2 separate regions of the Homo sapiens genome follow, and region 2 is linked to region 1. A link is a contact called in ENCODE Hi-C or POLR2A ChIA-PET data. All regions are on one chromosome and are shown on one strand. Each heading gives the region's core, a stretch centred on a gene start or an enhancer-like site at or near the end of the contact. The rest is flanking DNA. Distances are from core to core; before and after follow the strand shown.

Region 1 (5,260 bases), core at 1,244-3,743:
GGCATGAGCGAGGAGGGAAGTGCAGGCAGGTGGAATCGCCTGGGCCCGTGAGGACAGCAACTTGTGCAAGGGTGACTAGTGACACACACAGATAACCTTTGATGATGGAATGGGCCTATATGCCATGACTTGAAATCCCATCCCTCCTCATCATTTTAAGAAGACACCTGGGGCCGGGCATGGTGGCTCAAGCCTGTAATCCCAGCACTTTGGGAGGCCGAGGCGGGCAGATCACAAGATCAGGAGATAAAGACCATCCTGGCTAACACGGTGAAACCCCGTCTCTACTAAAAATACAAAAAATTAGCCGGGCCTGGTGGCAGGCGCCTGTAGTCCCAGCTACTTGGGAGGCTGAGGCAGGAGAATGGCATGAACCCGGGAGGCGGAGCTTGCAGTGAGCCAAGATCGTGCCACTGCACTCCAGCCTGGGTGACAGAGCAAGACTCCCTCTCAAAAAAAAAAAAAAAAAAAAAAAAAAAGAAAATAGAAGACACCTGGGTTCCAGGAGACTGCTGGTGAATGACCAACACATCAGAACAGTCAGCATGAGTCAGGGGAACCCCAGGGCTTTGCGTTCTGCCCAGAAGGAAGAAGGATCTGCTTGGAGGAAGGGATGCTGGGAAAAGAGAAAAGGAGGAGCTAAACAGGAAAGGCTTACAGGCCGGAAGCGAATTACCAGACTACAACTAGGGAGCGGGCCCTCCTGGGTGTTCCACAACCCAGATGAGAGAATTTTAGCTTTCTGTCTCAGTCAAAACTCTCAACACCAGCATTAACCTGTGGGCACTGAGCCATCTGAGGGTGCTGAGCACATTCACTCGTGTCTGTCCTTTCCTCATCTTGAACCCCTTTCCTGCAACCAAGGGTCAAGTCATGTGGTCACCCAGGCTGGAGTGCAGTGGCATGATCACAGCTCACTGCAGCATCGAAACCCTGGGCTCAAGCCATCCTCCTGCCCCAGCATCCTGAGTAGCTGAGACTACAGGTGCACAACACCATTCCCAGCTAATTAAAAACAATTTTTTTTTTTTTTAGAACAAGGGGTCTTGCCATGTTGCCCAGGCTGGTCTTGAACTCCTGGCCTCAAGTGATCCTCCTGCCTCAGCTTCCCGAGCAGCTAGGCTTACAGATGAGCCTCACCATGCCTGGCTCTCTAGTTTTCTTGCATTTCTCTACTCCCACTATCTTACCTAAATCTTAAAAGACAGACAAAGGTTCTTATAGTTAGCCCTTTCTCAAAAACCTTGACCCTGAAATTTGAACTTCCCACAATTATTCCTGGTTTCTTTCTAGTTCCACAAACTTTCTCCTAGTTCTTGGATCATGGTTTGTTCCTCTTTCCCTTCATAGATAACACTGGAGATAACATTCATCTCAGAAGTTAGATTCCTTTAAAAACAAATGCTCTAGTTCCTGGGGCACTAGAGAGAAAAGATTTGCCAACAAAAGGGTCCAGCTTGCCAGTCAGTCATGTGGCAGGTCAGAGAGAACACATGTGGCAGGCAGACAGGTGGGCACAGTGCTGCTGAGAACGGACATGCTCCCTTACAGGTTGTGTGAGAAATCCAAGAGTTTCAATACACAAAAGGACCGGAGAGGAAGCTACGGCCCTGGTTTTTATAAGGAAGGAAGAGAGCCGGGTTGCACTAGGCTAGACAATTCTAGTTTCTTGTGACTGACTGAAGCGTAAATGACAGTGATAATGATAGAAATAATCACAGCAGTAATAAATAATTTGGTTAAGAAAAAAACTGAAGCGGTGCTTTGCTTCATTTCTTACCATCTTTTTGGCAAACAGAATGATGCTGAAAATATCAAAACAGGGCAGCAGCCAGGAGGAAGGGAAAATCAAGCGGTTTTAAAAAATGACAGACAGAAAAATCAGCTCCTAAGTTACTTAGAGTTGATGCACTGGCAACTTACAGGACTCTGAAAAGAACCAAGGAGTTGGGATATTTTTAAAATTCCATTTATTTTAAAGGAATGTTTGGTTTGCCTACTAATTGTTTTTAGATTAATTCTTAGTGGAGAGAAAAAGTAAAAAAAAAAAAAAATTGCATCCTGCAAAACAGGTTGCAGTGTTAATTTAAAACACACATGTATAAAAATGGGCAGGTGGGTTGAGGGGTGCTACTGCCCCCAGGGACCTGCGGCTCTGTTCTTTTCTCCTCCTTGCAGGAAGTGAGCCTGCATCCGACTTCCCCTTTCTGGCTCGGTTGTCACATCCTTCAGGGACATTCCAGCTTCTGATCACTTTTCGCTTTGCCTCAGCACAGTCGCACTATGCGGCCAGTCACGGCACCACTGCACTACTGCACCATCTGAGCCCCATGCCAGAGTATCCAGCGACTCCTCCTGCATGTTGGAACCAACAGTCCTAGGGGAGGATGATGACTCGGCCAAGTACCCTCCGCCGCCTCCCTACCCCCAACCATCTGTGGGCTATGTCTCTCTGCTGCCAACCAGAAGATAATAATTCCACTGTGCCAAGCGCCCAGAACATGATCCTAGGCTCCACATTTAGAAGGGATAAAGGCTACCTGGAACATGTCCCCGCATGTTCAGAGGGAGGCAAATGGGAGGAAGTGAAGGAGCTCGATTAGGACATGTGAGAAGAGGCTGAAGGAATAGAGCAGCTTAAAGAGAACTCATAGAAAGAGAAAACTAATCTTAAGGGATCTGAAGGATTCATTTAATTGTAATGAAAAGGAATTAACTTGTTCTGGGAGGCCCTAGAGCTACCAAGCAGAAACTACAAGGAAAGATTTTGGCTCCTCCAAGTAACAGCTCAGGTTTCTCAAAAGATGGAATGGGCTGGGGTGGGGAGGGGACAGCAAGTATGGCCATGGGATGAAGCTCTCACAGAGGGGAGGGCGGTTACCCTGCGCCTCCCTGACAGTGCGTGAAGGGAGGTGTTCACGTTCCCATTTATTCTGAGTTTCCTGTATGGGAACACGATCACTGCCAATTTCCTTGTAGTCCCATGTCACTTTTCCATAGAAAAACGCACACGGACTTTCCCTTGAAGAAGCTTTCTCTTTGAACACGGCAGTCTTCTTACTAATATAGAAATGACCAGCCAATCTTTGGGATCAGAAACACTAAAATATTACTACAATGTGGACGCTCATGTCAATCCTTTTACAAACCTCTGTAGGAGTGCTTCTCTGAATAATTTTAAAATTGAAGGGGAAAAAAACCCCATAGTGTTAGATTTTCATTTAAGTTCAATGCTGAATTTCTAAGGCGGAAATCAGTGTAACCAGAAGCACCCAGTAACCCGAAGGGGATGCTTTTCATATTTTCAGTCTGTTTAACTCCACCCATTTGAGAAGATAAGAAGATGCCTTTTCTATTTTTAGATTCTTACCCTCTCCCCATATCATCTAAACTGAGGACATAGCTCTAAGCTTCAAGACTATGAAACTCTATTAGCTGGCTCCCCAGCTGCTGAGCTCTGTTATGCAAATGAACTTAGCCAGAACGAGCAGGCGGTATTTTAAAGACCCATTCAAAGTCTGATACATCTCACCTTCCATTATTTTAAAGGACTTTCATTTGTGATTCAGCTACAGCTTGAATTTATTGTTCTTTTACAACCCTGATTATATACAGACCCACAAATACCATATGTGAGACTCAGTGCTAATTTGTGTACACGTCTCATTTTTATGGGATCTAATTTGAAAGATCTCTTAGAAGCAAAATTGGAAGACAGAAGGTCCACCTCACATAGCACCAAGTCTGCACTTTTGAACAGAGGCCATTAGGACCTTTTTTCCTATAAAAATGAGTTACTGGGGAAGACTCAATGTGGACATAGAACTCTGGCAGTTACAACAAGGCAGGAGGAGGGCAAGTCCTCTCATGCCTGGTTCATTTATCAGGACGTGTTGTACATGGCACCAGGGCTGGTCAGAAGCACCCAGGCAGGCACTCTAGTTTCATGGATGTGAATCTCTGATAAGGCCATTGCTGTGAACTGCTCACGTGTTTCCATAACTAATGGATCTGACTTGGTCTGTGATGCTGCAAGGACAATATCAATACAGGAAGAGAACTTGACTCTGAAGTTTTCAGCAGTATTCAGCCAGGATATTCATTCTAATCTCTGCTCAAAAGCAAGGAACTTGCTCTCAGTTGCTCACAAAATATTAATATTTAAGTCAGCAATTATTCTATGCAGTACTCCAGTTCTGGTAATGGTAATTTCAAATGATCCCAAATAATAAGCTGACACTGTCCAGAAATTCAGATTATGGTCATTTAACCCATACTACCTTGGAGGGCAAAGTTCCTAGCCATTTGCCTTTAGGCCACATTCTCAAGTTCTCTGATGGGGTAAAGGGACAAATACAGGACTTCCATGCTATTCTGCCACCCTGCTAGGGCTGTCTACAATAATCCACGTTCCTTGGATGGGCTGAAACATGGCTTTTCTGTATGATACCAGCACTGGCTATATGTGGAATCTGGTAGTCGTCATTCTACTCTCAATCTACTTCCACTACCAACATCCTTGCGTTATTTGTATATGTGTTACTACAAATATATTTGTTGAATGATTTCCCTCTAACTAGGCTGAAAGCTCTTCTGTGGGCATGAGCTTATTCATCTTTTGCCTCCCACAACACATGGCCCACAGTGAACTTCAAATTCACAAGTGTTAAATCCATAACCCCTGCTAGACTTTCCATCATGAGAGCCAGGTTGACTTGCTCCCGGGGGCCAAACCCTAGAGCAAGTCTACAGAGGCTCTCTGGAAAGTGACAAATCTGAAATGCTTTGTTCTCTAAATAATTTACACCTGTGAAGAGTACTAGCTAGCATGAGTGCTTTCTGTGGGCCAGGCAGGCATGTAATGCTCAGAGCATACCTCTTAGGAAGCAGTCTTAGATGAAGCCTGTGTCTCCAGTCAATCACCCAAAATGTGGAGGAGCTAGGATTCCAGCCATAGCTGCATTCTGTAGCCACTGCCGATTTGATAACTCAAGGACTGCCAACCTGAAGACTATGTATCTTGAAGTCTGACAGCACCAAGAGGAAATGACACACCAAGAGCGCAACACGGATGAGAGGTGGAGATGCTAACCTGACCTTGTCAGAAGCCAAAAATGAGAAGAAGGGTCCTAGACACTGGTCCCTCCATCTCTAACTCACTAGGACTTTTCAGTATTTTTGCTATTGTCAACAAGAATCTCAAAAGGAATTTGACTTGTGGTAAACGTCAAAAGATTTGAATTGTAAAGTAACAAAGCCC
Region 2 (5,260 bases), core at 1,960-4,459, 490 kb after region 1:
TTTTATCTCCAATCTCTATTCTTTTTTTTTCTCAAATCTCTCTCTCCTCTTTTTCTGGGACTTTAATTACATTAATATTTGAACCCTTAATACCATTTCACAGATAACAGAGACTACCTCTCTAGCCTTTCTTCTCTTAGCTTCAGTTTGGATAGTTTCTACTATTCTGTCTTCAAGTTCACTGATCCTTTCTTTTTCAGTGTCCACTGTGCTGCTAAGCCCATCCAGTGAACTTTTTATTTGAGATATTTTATTATTATTATCATTTTCATTTCTCTACTGAGAGTATCCATTTGTTTACTCATTAGGTTTATCTTATTTAAACCTGTAAACATATGCATAATGGCTGTTTTAAAGTCTTCGTCTATTAATTCCAACATCTCTGGGTCTGTTTCTATTTTTTGTTAATTTTTTTTCCTGGACATAGGTAACATTTTGCTACTACTTCACATATCTAGTAATTTCTGATTGTGTGCTGGTTATTGTAAATTCTTGAAACTCCCTTCTCTTGGCTCCTGTGACACAATGATCTCTGGGTTTTCCTACTACTTCTTTGGGATTCTGTCCACCTTCTTTAACACTCATTATCTTCTACTTGATTTTTAAATGTCATAGATCTTCATGGCTCAATCTTATATTTGATCTTTTCTCACACTATATTTTCTCTTTAGGCAGTCTCATCTACACCCTATGCTTCAATCAATCACCACCTACACACTGATGATTCAAAATCATATAAATTCAGATGAGACCTCTTCTTTGACTAACTTCAGACTAATTGCTACTTGTTTGTTTCAATAACACATCTATCTCACTATGTCCAGAACCAATATTGTGATTTCTCTGGCCTGCCTGCATGTGCAAACACACACACACACACCCACAATATGAAATAGGAAACTTCTTCTAGTGATATAAATTTCAGTGAATTACACCACCATCACTTCAATTATGCATGTTTGAAATACAGACACTTTGACACCTCTTCCTTCCTCATTCCCCATATACATTCCATCTTGCAATTTTATTGATTTTATACTTCCACTTGTCTCCATTGCCATCTCTCTCTGCCACTATCCAGTTTTTAGCTCCCACCACCTCTCACTTGCATTATGAAATAGCTCCAAATTTATTGTGCACCTCTAATCTTTCCCTGCTATAATCCATTCTCCAAATCATTGCCAGCATTACATTTTAGAAATGCAAATCTAATAATGCAAATCTAATTCATTCTCTCTCTGTATTTGTCTCTCTCTCTCTACATGCACACACACACACATACACACACACAGTTTTAAAGAAGGCTAAATTGTTGTCCATTGCTTTTTGGATGAAAACAAAAATCATTAACATGGGCTGATCCCTACCTGACTCATGTTACCATGCTTTCCTTGCTCTCTCCTATCCCTCTCTGTTGTCTTGGTCCTATATACTGTTCTGGATTTCCTGGAGTGTATCTGCCTCTGGTCTTTGCCTGTGCTATTCCATCTGTATTAACTGCTCTTTTCTCTCCTCATCACCTCCTCCAAACCTGAAATCAATTGTCCTTTTCTTGGGGGAAGCCTTCCCTGAATTCCTTGGCCAGTCAATCTCACACTTATGCTCACAGTGGCACAGTGTACCTCTCATTTGTAGTCCCTATAACATTTGTAATTTCACATCTATTTCCGTGATTCTTTCATTCAGGTATGACACCCCTACTGAATTATAACTGTCATGAAATCAAGAATTGTGTCTGTTTTGGCACACTCATATTTCTAGTATCAATCATAGTGTAGATGTTTAATAAATATTTACTGAATCAGTGAATAATGAATAAAAAGTACTCTTCCATGAATCTTTCTTATACTCATGCTTAGCTCTCACTCTACCTTTCTAACAAATGGCCTAAGCAGAGGAAGATGCTAAAGGGGCTGCTAAGGCAGCAAGAAAATCAAGTAACACAGAAACAGAGTCAGTTGGTTCTTTGCACTTAGGATTCTCAGAAGAATTTTTTGCTTCTGCCTTCAAAATTAAACTGGAATATTAAAACTGATCTTTTGGTCCCTGGAAGATGAAGTACAAACCATCATCAAAAAGTATCTACTGTTGGGACTGGTGACTCACTTTGTCCTTCCCTCCTGTAAGCCATGAGAAGGAATCAGAATGATTCTGTCATCAAGAGCATCACAAATCCTGGATCTTCACCTGATTAATGCTTCACGTCTAGCACAAGCACTTTCATTTTCAAGGGATTCCATACTGTATTGTCTAGCCCCTGGCTGGGTTGGGATATAGTTATCTTGGTGGCATAGGATCAGCATGTGTAAGAGCGGGATATTATTGGGCGCTGTATTGAAAAGAGTAACCCTGGGAAGGTGAGGGTGATTATTAAGACCAACTCTGAAGCGATGACTGGTGACCAGAAATGAGTTGATGTCAGAAATTTCTACAGAGATGGTGATAGCTTATAAAGGTGAAAATCCAGTAAATAGTCTGGGGTTTAAAAACTCAAGTAAGGGATGAATCAAGGGATGATGCAGAAATTATGTGTAGTAGAAAAGGCAGATGTCAGGGGTAGAAATACATCACCGGGCAAGTAAGGCCAAGTACGTGCCCATCTGGAACACAGGGCAGAATCTCTTCAGTAAGTTGGCTTTATTGGTTTTAGTCATTTTTATCTATTGCTGATGCTCATGTGATACTTTGTTTCTTGGGTGAATTTCGGTATCTCAGACAGACACATACAAGGAGAAAGAACAGAAGTTCTTAGGTAGTTTTTTAGTAATAGAAGTTCTTAGATTTTTTTTTTTTTTTTTTTTTTTTTTAGTAAGAAAGAAAAGTGCTGGGAGAGATTGATCGTTCCTTATAAAAAGGCCTTCATTCCTCACAAAAATACAACTTTCAGTCAAGAATTTGGTCCTTTAAAAAAGAAAGAGGAAGAAAAGAAAGCATGAGCTCTATCCCTCTTTTGACTAAATACTACCACTGACTTTCCTGTTTAGAACTAAAGGCTGTCTCTTGTTCCACAGGTCAAATGCATACTTTTTAAAATGCCACTTGACCCCTTGGGTTCCCCATTCTCAGTAGAAAAACAAAATGGTCATTAATTTATTTTGACATGCAAACTCAGCTGAACATTTTTTGGTGATTCAACCCCACAGATGTAAAGTGAAAGAGTGCCAGAAAAGCAAGTGAGAGCCATGAGATTACCACAAGTCTGTGAGCACATTTTTTTCAAGGCTTACAGAATCCCAAAGCTTGCCCTTGCTTCAGGAAAAAGAACTGGTTGACACCTGAGAGGTTTTAAGCCACAAGAAGCTGAGGCCCGTTGTGAGGAGGGCAGGGACAGTGGGGCCAGGCCACACGCGACGCGTCACCCACCTCCTGCCTCACCTCCCCCCACTGAGATGTCTGCTGGGTGGGAGGAGGCTTATTGCCAGAGAACAGTCTGGTGTTTTCTGTTCCTGCTTCAGGAAGTCCCCCTTCTCCCGCCACCCCCGCAGCTCCTCAGCCTGGAAACAACTTTTAGAGAGGAGAAGGGAAGCAAAGCTTTCAAAAGCAGATACCTGTGGGGTTTGAAGGGAGGTGCCCCTTGTTCAAGTATTTCTCCCCCAAAATTGAAAGGACACTTCAGATTCATTCATTTTAGTTTTGATGTATCTTCAGTAATTAAGAAGCCACTAAGAAAACTGACCCTGGGAAGGCAAATTCCTGAAGCTGAGTCAGATACAGCCAGCTCTTACCATACCATCTGACCCTCAGTTCCCTCTGACCTCATCTCTTCCCACCTCCTCTCTGTCTGACTCAGCAGTGAGGCCACACAGGCCTCCCTGCTGATTCGAGAATGGCTCCCACCTGAGGCCTTGGGCCCCCCTTGTTTTCGCCCCCACATACCCATCTGGCTTCCCCTTCACTGCTTCCAAGGCTCTCCTCAGAGAGCATCCTGTCAGACCAGTCTTTCCTGGACATGCTGAGTGTACCTTTCCCCTATTTCATTTTCCTTCGTGGCACCTTTTACCACCTGATATGTTCAATGGCTCTATGTTTGTTTGTAGTAAGTCTCGCCTGACTAGAATATAAGACCCATGGGAGAAGAGACTTTCTGCTCTACCCTTGGCACATACCGGGTGCTCAAAAAATATTCAAGTGCTCGCTTCGGCAGTACATGTACTAAAACTGGAACAATACAGAGAACATTAGCACGGCCCCTTCACAAGGATGACACACAAATTTATGCAGCATTCCATAATTTCGAGAAATACAAATCAAAACCACAATGAGATAACATCTCACACCAGTCAGAATGGCTATTATTAAAAAGACAGAAAATAAGAGTTGCTGGTGAGGCTGCAGAGGAAAGGGGAAAGCTTATATGCTCTTAATGGAAACACAAACTAGTTGAGCCACTGTGGAAGACAGTTTGGAGATTTCTCAAGGAACTCAAAATAGAACAACCATTAGACCCAGCAATCCCACTACTGAGTATATACCCAAAGGAAAGTAATTCATCCTATCTTAAAGACACATATGCTCCTATGTTCACTGCAGCACCATTCACAATAGCAAGGACATGGAATCAACCTAAGAGCCCATCAACAGTGGATTGGAGAGAGAAAATGAGGTACAAATACACCATGGAATACTATGCAGCCATAAAAAAGAATGAAATCATGTCCTTTCGCAACATGGATGGAGGTGGAAGGCATTATGACCTCCATAAATGACCTAATGTAAGAACCTAAAACAAAATATTGCATGTTATCACTTGTAAGTGGGGCCTAAACGTTGAAGACACATGATCACGAAGATGGGAACAATAGGCACTGGGGATCACTAGATGGGGAAGGAAGGGAGCAGGGGGCATGGGCTGGAGTGCCACCTGTTGCGTCCTATACTTATTCCCTGGGTGATGGGATCATTGGGATCCCAAGCCTCAGGGTGATGCAATTTACCCATGTAATAAACCTGCATGTGTACCCTTTAATCTATGATAAAAGTTGAAATTAAAACATAAACAAATAAAATCCTGAGTACTGTTTCAAAAAATATATTTGAGGAAAGAAGGAAGGAAAGAGGGATGGAGAGATGGAGGAAGACTAAAGGAAGGATCGTGGCCCTGAGAGAATAGAGCACAGGCCAGGGGTGAGATACAGAGTGAGATGGGAGCTGAATGGGGTCTCTGAAACTAGACATGGAAGACACCAAAAGAAACATTCCTACTTCATCTTTCCCTGTGCCTGGGATAATTTACTCCTGGATGGTAAAGATATGTCTTGGT

Evidence for each region. Hi-C counts contacts between places; a loop is a spot of excess contacts on that map. ChIA-PET counts read pairs that join two places held with the same protein, here RNA polymerase II (POLR2A). Pooled maps may share reads with other maps.
Region 2: a pooled map shows a loop between it and region 1 (4-fold over the local background). The contact joins two enhancer-like sites. A Hi-C loop is called at or near these places in 1 of 168 maps with a recorded cell type or tissue (lower leg skin) and 2 of 50 pooled maps. POLR2A ChIA-PET finds 5 or more read pairs at or near these places in 1 of 52 experiments (BJ).

What each region holds. Positions count from the first base shown.
Region 1 is chr2:37,651,723-37,656,982 of GRCh38, forward strand. All of the region lies in intron 1 of CDC42EP3 (CDC42 effector protein 3), which reads right to left. Among named protein-coding and RNA genes, the nearest start is that of CDC42EP3, 17 kb to the right of the region's middle. RefSeq lists enhancers at 538-727, 2,350-2,559, 3,227-3,286, 4,684-4,803, 5,250-5,260. Within about 2 kb of position 2,494, at least 25 of the 41 ENCODE cell types and tissues checked have a DNase peak (open chromatin) inside an H3K27ac peak, as active enhancers do.
Region 2 is chr2:38,143,287-38,148,546 of GRCh38, forward strand. The region is part of intron 2 of CYP1B1-AS1 (CYP1B1 antisense RNA 1); the gene reads left to right. It overlaps LOC107985871 (a long non-coding RNA gene), which reads right to left. Exons shown (of 4, transcript XR_007086290.1): 1 at 3,549-5,260. It also overlaps the pseudogene RNU6-951P. Among named protein-coding and RNA genes, the nearest start is that of CYP1B1-AS1, 15 kb to the left of the region's middle. RefSeq lists enhancers at 3,162-4,361, 3,416-3,465, 3,496-3,595, 3,667-4,475, 3,676-3,855 and 1 more. Within about 2 kb of position 3,210, at least 25 of the 41 ENCODE cell types and tissues checked have a DNase peak (open chromatin) inside an H3K27ac peak, as active enhancers do.